Regions from separate parts of the Homo sapiens genome. Here region 2 is linked to region 1. Evidence: chromatin contacts called from ENCODE Hi-C or POLR2A ChIA-PET data. All regions are on one chromosome and are shown on one strand. The core of a region is the stretch at or near the end of the contact, and the rest is flanking DNA. Distances in the headings are between cores, read along the strand shown.

Region 1 (4,066 bases), core at 440-2,939:
AGGTCATGCCACAGATATACGAGGACAGTGGAGTGGGGATGACTGCTTCTAACAGTGTTGGAGTTAAGAAAGTGACATATTCAGGCCGGGCATGGTGGCTCATGCCTGTAATCCCAGCACTTTGGGAGGCAGGCGGATCACCTGAGGTAGGGAGTTTAAGACCAGCCTGACCAACATGGAGAAACCCCGTCTCTACTAAAAATACAAAATTAGCTGGGCATGGTGCTATATGCCTGTAATCCCAGCTACTCAGGAGGCTGGGGCACGAAAATCGCTTGAACCCCGGGAGGCGGAGGTTGGAGTGAGCTGAGATCACACCACTGCACTCCAGCCTGGGAAACAAGAGCAAAACTCCGTCTCAAAAAAAAACACAAAGTGACATATTCACAGCATAAATTTTTGACTCATGGCACTGACAAAGAAAGAGGCAGTTACTAAGTACAACATTAAAGAATCGTTCTCCATCTTAAGCCAAGGTTAGAAAACGTTTTTCTGTAAAGGGCCAGATAGTAATTCTTCCAAGGCCAAAGGTCTCTGTTGCAACTACTCAACTGTGTAGTTGTGAAGTGAAAGCAGCCATAACCTGGCCGGGCGCGGTGGCTCACGCCTGTAATCCCAGCACTTTGGGAGGCCAAGGCGGGTGGATCATGAGGTCAGGAGATCGAGACCATCCTGGCTAGCACAGTGAAACCCCATCTCTACTTTAGAAAAAAAAAAATTGGCTGGGTGTGGTAGCGGGTGCCTGTAGTTCCAGCTACTCAGAGGCTGAGGCAGGAGAATGGCGTGAACCCAGGAGGCGGAGCTTGCAGTGCGCCGAGATTGCACCACTGCACTCCAGCCTGGGCGACAGAGGGAGACTCCGTCCCAAAAAAAAAGAAAAAAAGAAAAAGAAAGCAGCCATAACCTACACATAAATTAATCAATGTGGCTGTATTTCAATAAAACTTTACACATGAAAATTTGAATTTCATGTAATTTTTAACTTGTCACAAAATAATATCATTCTTTTTTGATCTTCTTTATTCAATTATTTTAAATTATGGAAAACATTTTTAACTTGTGGATCACAAAAAAACAGGCTGGCCACATTTGGCCTGCAGACTGCAGTTTGCCAACCCCTGCTCTAAAGCTTTAAAACCAAAACTCAAATGCACAGGCTGATTTTGTTGACTGTTTAATTATAACTTCAAGTGGTACCAGGCAAGCTTAACGAACAGGAACCTAGTGGTTATCAAACTGGTTTGTCTGCAGGAACCTTGGAAAGTCCCTAAAACCGTAACATAAAGACATTCCACTATAATCCTATGTGATCTACACCAGAGGTATGAAAACTACAACCGGAGGCAAATCTGACCCACTGTGTTTTAGTAAATAAAGTTTTAATTGAACAGAAAAGCTCATTTATGTACTATTTATGGCTGCTTTAGCACTACAATGGCAGCACTGCATTGTTTTTTTCAGTGACTGTATATCTGGCTCCCTATAGAAAAAGTCTGCTAACTCCTAACCTGGGTAAACAAATATGTATGGAATACAGAGACCTGACAAGGGGGACATAAGCCACCAAGATAGAAAAATAACAGCCTCTCAAAGTTCGCAGACCCTCTAGAATAAAGGCAGTAAGGCAAGGTATCCTTTAGACAAAGCTCTATAATTACATCACAAGTACTGTGATTTCCCTCTTGGCTTTCCACAAAGATCAACAGCCCCTTACTAAGGTAACCATGTACTTGAAAAGTGAAACACCCAGACCTTTCTGGGACTATAAAAGCTAACTCTTAAATCTCTAAAAGACCCAGATAGCACCAATGTGGCACATTTGTCAGAAAGAGGAATGACAGTGGTCAAATAATAAAGTTTTGGTCAAAAGTCCATTTATCAGAGTAGATTAACCCTCCCAATTTATTGGTTATCTTCTCCAGGTGTTGAACATATAGTTGCAAAGGGCAGTCTTAGTTTTCCAACAGACAAAATTCCCATACTGATGCCATGACAGGTGGAGTTGCAGGGTAGTTTTTATCAGGAAGTCTGATGGAGATCCCAGGAGCTCTCCCTCCAAACAAAAGTAATTTGCATTCCTGAAAGAATTGTCAAAGAACTGAAAGATGCAAGGATTGCAATTCCTAGCAGGTACCTACTTAATACAACTGTCTGGCTAATACAGAAAACAAATATTTTTAGAGGATGACTGTGTTTTAATCTTAATGACTACAAGGAAGAGCTGGTATTCATATGTGATCTGCTTAGTTCAGTACCTGATATGCAGCTATCATTCTGGCAAAGGTTTCTCTATCTCTACAAACAGAATTTCAGAAGCAATTTGCTTTCATTTGGCTTGTACAGCAGTACATCTTCACTATACTGCCTCAGGTTAAGTCAGTTTTCTGGCTTTCATATGATATGCTTTGTTTGTTTTGAGATGGGAGTTTTGCTCTTGTTGCCCACGCTGGAGTGCAATGGCGTGATCTCGGCTCACTGCAACCTTTGCCTCCCGGGTTCAAGTGATTCTCCTGCCTCAGGCTCCCGAGTAGCTGGGACTACAGGCATCCGTCACCATGCCCAGGTAATTTTTTGTATTTTTAGTAGAGATGGGGGTTTCACCATGTTGGCCAGGCTGGTCTCGAACCCAGGAGGCGGAGGTTGTGGTAAGCCAAGATCACGCCACTGCACTCCAGCCTGGGCAGCTGAGCGAGACTCCATCTCAAAAAAAAAAAAAAAAAAGTTGTATTCACTACTACTTTTACCAAGATCATCAGAAAAATTCTAAATAACAGGAAGCTATCAAGCTCACAGTATCTAATAATTTTCCAAAACCCAAACTATCACGTGAAATCTCAGATTTTATCACTGGCAACAAATACCGTCCGTTGTTTTCCTTAAAGTAAAAGCTCACTTTGTTTGAGAAAATATCTCTAAAATGCTCATGTCAGAATCACCATAGTGAGTCACTGTTTCAAGCGAAAATTAAAGAAGGCTGGTTCTGCTCATAACTCAAATAATGCCCAAGAGTTTTCCCTCTGAAACCATCATACTTTTGCATTCACAAGTATTTTATGAACATTTCCCATTTCATCACAAAGACCATTAAAATGATTCAGATTCAGATCATGATTTTTTTAGATTAATACTTTTTACTGCTTCATCAAGGAGATTCCTAAGACTTTTTTTTTTTTTTTAAGAGATGTAGTCTTACTCTATCACCCAGCCTGGAGTGCAATGGCGTGATTTTGGCTCACTGCAGCCTCAACCTCCTGGACTCAAGGGATCACCACAGCTCAGCCTCCTAAGTAGCTGGGACTACAGGCACGCATCACCATGCCCAGCTAACATTTTTGGTTTTTTTATAGAGACGAGGTCTCCCTATGTTGCCCAGGCTGGTCTCAAACTCCTGTGCTCAAGCAATTCTCCTGCCTCAGCCTCTCAAAGTGCTGGGATTACAGGGATGAGCCACGATGCCCGACCAAGTAAAACTTCGTTTACTATAAATATGTGGTGATGGTGCTGCAGAACATAGTTTGAAGAAACTGCACTGATTTTTTCCTAACCAGCAAGTTTTCCAAAACATCACTTTTGAGCCAAAGTGCAAATGTCAACACAGTGAAAGAAAGTACTTATGATTATTAAATTAGTTTTACTCTGAAAGGGTCTTGGGTTCAACAGACAGCGCAAAATGTATTTCTCATTTTTGTTGTCAGCTACAGGTTGGCTACAGGCATCTTCTTCATTCTGGAATCTAGCAAAAGAAATAGTCTTTATCTGGCCCATTTTTCTTGGGGCTGAGGAAAATTAGCAAAAATCATTCATGCAATGGCTCCTAATAAGGCTTCAGCTTAGACATGACAAATAATCACTTCTACTCATCTTCCAGTGGCCAAATCAAGTTCCATGGCCATTCCTGATGTCCACAGGAACAAGGAAGTACTCCTCCCACAAATAGGAGGTCCTGTAGGGAGAAGCCAGTAAAGAAGGGAAGCAACTGTTTTTGAATAATGTGATCTACTATAAGCAACAATTAACTCTTGAGTTCCTCTCACCTCCACACCAAACAGTACCACATTTCACAGGG
Region 2 (4,066 bases), core at 892-3,391, 190 kb after region 1:
GAGGTCAGAAGTTCAAGACTAGCCTGGCCAACATGGTGAAACCCCATCTCTACTAAAAATACAAAAATTGCAGGCATGGTGGCACATGCCTGTAATCCTAGGTACGCTGGAGGCTGAGGCAGGAGAATTGCTTGAACCTGGGAGGCGGAGGTTGCAGTGAGCTGAGATCACACCACTGCACTCCAGCCTGGGCGACAGAGCTAAACTCCTTCTCAAAATAAATAAATAAATAAATAAAATGGCTTGCAATTAACAGCCTTGTATGCACAGAACTGTTGTGAGGCTCAGTGAGACAGAATTCATGGGAAGTGCTGCATAAATGGTATGTCTATCTATAACTGAGGGATTATTATTGCTGGACACAAATTCATTTATTGTTCTCGATTGGATGTACACATAATTCAAATTCCCCAGAAAACAGCTCTGCCCTTCATTTCCAGCTGTGTGGTATGCAGCTTCTAAACATTTTTACTGAAACCTTGCCTCTTAACTGTTAGTCTTGAGGGTCTACACACAGCTCCCACGCTCAATTAACTGTTACTTCCCCAGGCAGCTGCAAGGCAGAAATTTCTGATTTGTGTTACAACCAGTCTAGCCCTCTGTGTCTTGGCTACGGACAGACATGCCTCCACAAAGACACAAACCAGAATGGAATCTAACAGGAACCTTGGTGAGAGATGTGCTCTGGGAGGAATGAGATATGAAGACAGGACTCAAGAAACGGTGGCTATAGACTTCTTATAGGAGGCTTTAACTTTCTCAGTTTTGAAATGCCATATTTGTTTTGCTGTGCGATGAATATAAGTGAATTAACAATGTGCTTACAGATTTCTTAGCTGGTAATGTGATAAAATTTAAAATATTCTTGTTTGGTATCATTTTGAAATTTTCTTGGCACTTATGAAACTAATGAGAAACACCCGCATGCTGTTGGAGAGAGTGAGTGCATTTTCAGGCCCAGCATTTGGGAGCTTCAGTCTTCCGTAATTCAATGCATGACAATAGATTTATTATTGAAGAAATGAAGAAAGAGGTCAGGCAAAAAAACCAGCAATTAATCATTTGAAGACACTGAGTCATCTACTATTTTATGTCAGAAATCTTGTAGCCATGTTTACATAATAATAAAACAGCTATAAGAGGGCAGATGTTTTAGGCCTAGACATTCGCTAGTCAGTAACATGTAAATGTGAGAGTCCTCGTGGTTACGGTTTCACACCTTTCCATGGCGGTTGCCAGTCAGTTTTTCCTTGCTGTTCATAAGCTACCAAGTAATACACATTTGTCTTCACTCTGGTCTGCAGTGAAAATAAAATGAGAAGAGAAAGAAGAAGATATGAAGTGGAACAATGTGGTTGGGAAATTCCCATATCTTTACCCTAAAAAAAAAAAGAAAAAATATTACTCTTTTAAGTAAGGCCCAAGAGAATATTAAATGCATATACTATGATTCAAAGAAAATAGTGTTACCATTTAGTCATCAAAGTGGACCTTTGGTCTTGGCAGCATGTGTGAAACTTAAGGGTGGCAGCATGTGCTCTGTTAGTGAGTACATTTGTAGCAAACCACAGGGGTCTGAGTTCTTATTGCCTAAGTGCCCATTTTCTTGGGTGTTTTGCTTTTGTCTCCAGAATATCCAGAGAATGAGTTTGTTAATAAAAAATAAAACTGGCCGGGCGCAATGGCTCACGCCTGTAATCCCAGCACTTTGGGAGGCCAAGGTGGGCAGATCACCTGAGGTCAGGAGTTTGAGACTAAAAATATAAAATTATCTGGGTGTAGTGGCGGGCACCTGTGGTCCCAGCTACTCGGGAGGCTGAGGCAGGAGAATCGCTTGAACCCGGGAGGCAGAGGTCGCGTTGAGCTGAGATCGCACCATTGCATTCCAACCTGGGCAACAAGAGCAAAACTCCGTTTCAAAAAAAATAATAATAATTTTTTTTTTAAAGAAGGGTAGCCAACAGATGAAGAAAAATAAGTAAATTCCTCCAAGATTCAAGACAAGATTTAAATACTTTCTAGCCATTTATTTTTCTAACCAGATTTAATTTGGAAGTATGAACAAAAAAAGTTATAGCATCACGCTCTGGTCAGCTTGTCTCAGATAATGGCTTGTGTGACCAGTGGAGGTCCTGGGGGAAGGGAAATTCAGAGGGCAATAAGGAACTTCTCTGTTATCTCAGAGTTTCACAATACACACAGGAAACATTTGTAGCTGGTCCTCTGTTAGCCTGAAAGATTAGCTAATCCCTTGTTTCACCATAAAATGCATTTTTAGCAATAGTTCCTGAACTGCAAGCAAAAACTCAGGTGGCCAGCTCATAGTCCTCCTAAATTACAGTTGAAAGATGCTTTGCATTGTAGATATTGGCTTGGGCAATAAGGAAACTGGTATAGTTCCTGGGGATGTGCTGGGCTGACATGAACCTCTCTATGCCCCACCACCAATGGAGCAAGCCGATTTCCATGTCCAGCATGCCGTATACATTCTACAACAGTGTTCTTAGGGTAGTATTGGATTCCTGAAGCCCAGAGATGGATTAACTGTCCAGGTGCCCCAGATGAATTCTAACTCAAATTAACACATCCTGTCTATACAACCTTTCAACTCTATATAGCAAAACTGTGACCTCCTGTTCAAACAGGAAAGATAAGCAGCCACATTTTATCATGGTGGTTCCTGAATATGTTTGCTACTAGCCTGATTTACTCACTTATAGTTTGCCCACTAGATCTTTTTCTCTAGACATAGTCATTTCTCTTTTTTCTTTCTTCTCTTTCTTTCTCTTTCTTTCTTTCTTTCTTTCTTTCTTTCTTTTTCTTTCTCTTTCTTTCTTTCTTTTCTTTCCTTTCTTCCTCTCTCCCTTCCTTCCTTCCTTCCTTCCTTCCTTCCTTCCTTCCTTCCTTCCTTCCTTCCTCCCTTCCTTTCCTTCCTTCCTTCTCTCTCTCTCTCTTTCTTTCTTTGTTACGGAGTTTTCCTCTTGTTGCCCAGGCTGGAGTGCAATGGAGTGATCTCGACTCACTGCAACCTCCACTTTCTGGGTTCAAGCGATTCTCCTGCCTCAGCCTCCCAAGTAGCTAGGATTACAGACATGCGCCACCATGCCTGACTAATTTTGTATTTTTAGTAGAGACGGGGTTTCTCCATGTTGGTCAGGCTGGTCCTGAACTCCCGACCTCAGGTGATCCACCTGCCTCGGCCTCCCAAAGTGCTGGGATTACAGGCGTGAGCCACTGCTCCTGGCTCATAGTCTTATTTTATTTTATTTTATTTTATTTTATTTTATTTTATTTTATTTTATTTTATTTTATTTTTTTGGGACAGAGTCTCGCTCTGTTGCCCAGGCTGGAGTGCAGTGGTGCGATCTCAGTTCACGGCAACCTCTGCCTCCTGTGTTCAAGCGATTCTCCTGCCTCAGCCTCCTGAACAGCTGGGACTACAGGCACATGCCACCATGCCCAGCTAATTTTTTGTATTTTTAGTAGAGACAGGGTTTCACTGTGTTAGCCAGGATGGTGTCGATCTCCTGATCTCGTGATCTGCCCTCCTCAGCCTCTCAAAGTGCTGGGATTACAGGCGTGAGCCCCTGCGCCCGGCCTATTTATTTCTAAAAGACCTGGGGGAACTTTTAAAAACTATATTTTAATTTGTATAAAGAATGTATCACAGATTTATTGTGCTGGAAGAGATTTATTGTGCTGGAAGAGGTTTTAGAGATTATCTAGCCCAATGGCCCAATGTCTTTATTTTAGGTATAAGGACATGAGAGGCCCAGAGAGGTTAAGTACCTTGCTCAAGGTCACTCAGCTAGTTAGCTGTAGTAGATCTACCATATGAGCACATGGTTAATTCCTAAAGTATTCCCACAGGTCCTCTGTATTCACAGCTCCTCATTAAGCAAAGACCTTAACTCAGAGAGCTGTTTTGTGACACATGTTACACCCAGCACTTTTCACCTTTAAGATACTGGGACAGGACCACCAAGAATACCAATGGGCTGAGATCAGCTTGGAGGGTCAGCTGCTCACAGGGTTTCCTGTGCACTAAGGCGGCATGACAGCTGGG

The links. A loop is a pair of places that touch in the nucleus more often than their neighbours do. ChIA-PET counts read pairs that join two places held with the same protein, here RNA polymerase II (POLR2A). Pooled maps may share reads with other maps.
Region 2: a pooled map shows a loop between it and region 1 (4-fold over the local background). The contact joins two enhancer-like sites. A Hi-C loop is called at or near these places in 1 of 37 single-sample maps with no recorded cell type and 6 of 50 pooled maps. POLR2A ChIA-PET finds 5 or more read pairs at or near these places in 5 of 52 experiments (Caco-2, MCF 10A, activated CD4-positive, alpha-beta T cell and 1 more).

The regions. Positions count from the first base shown.
Region 1 is chr3:177,143,887-177,147,952 of GRCh38, forward strand. The region is part of intron 1 of TBL1XR1 (TBL1X/Y related 1); the gene reads right to left. Among named protein-coding and RNA genes, the nearest start is that of TBL1XR1, 52 kb to the right of the region's middle. RefSeq lists a silencer at 655-949. Within about 2 kb of position 1,690, at least 8 of the 41 ENCODE cell types and tissues checked have a DNase peak (open chromatin) inside an H3K27ac peak, as active enhancers do.
Region 2 is chr3:177,336,635-177,340,700 of GRCh38, forward strand. No RefSeq gene overlaps it. Among named protein-coding and RNA genes, the nearest start is that of LINC00501, 44 kb to the left of the region's middle. RefSeq lists a silencer at 467-761 and enhancers at 2,047-2,341, 2,199-2,298. Within about 2 kb of position 2,142, at least 10 of the 41 ENCODE cell types and tissues checked have a DNase peak (open chromatin) inside an H3K27ac peak, as active enhancers do.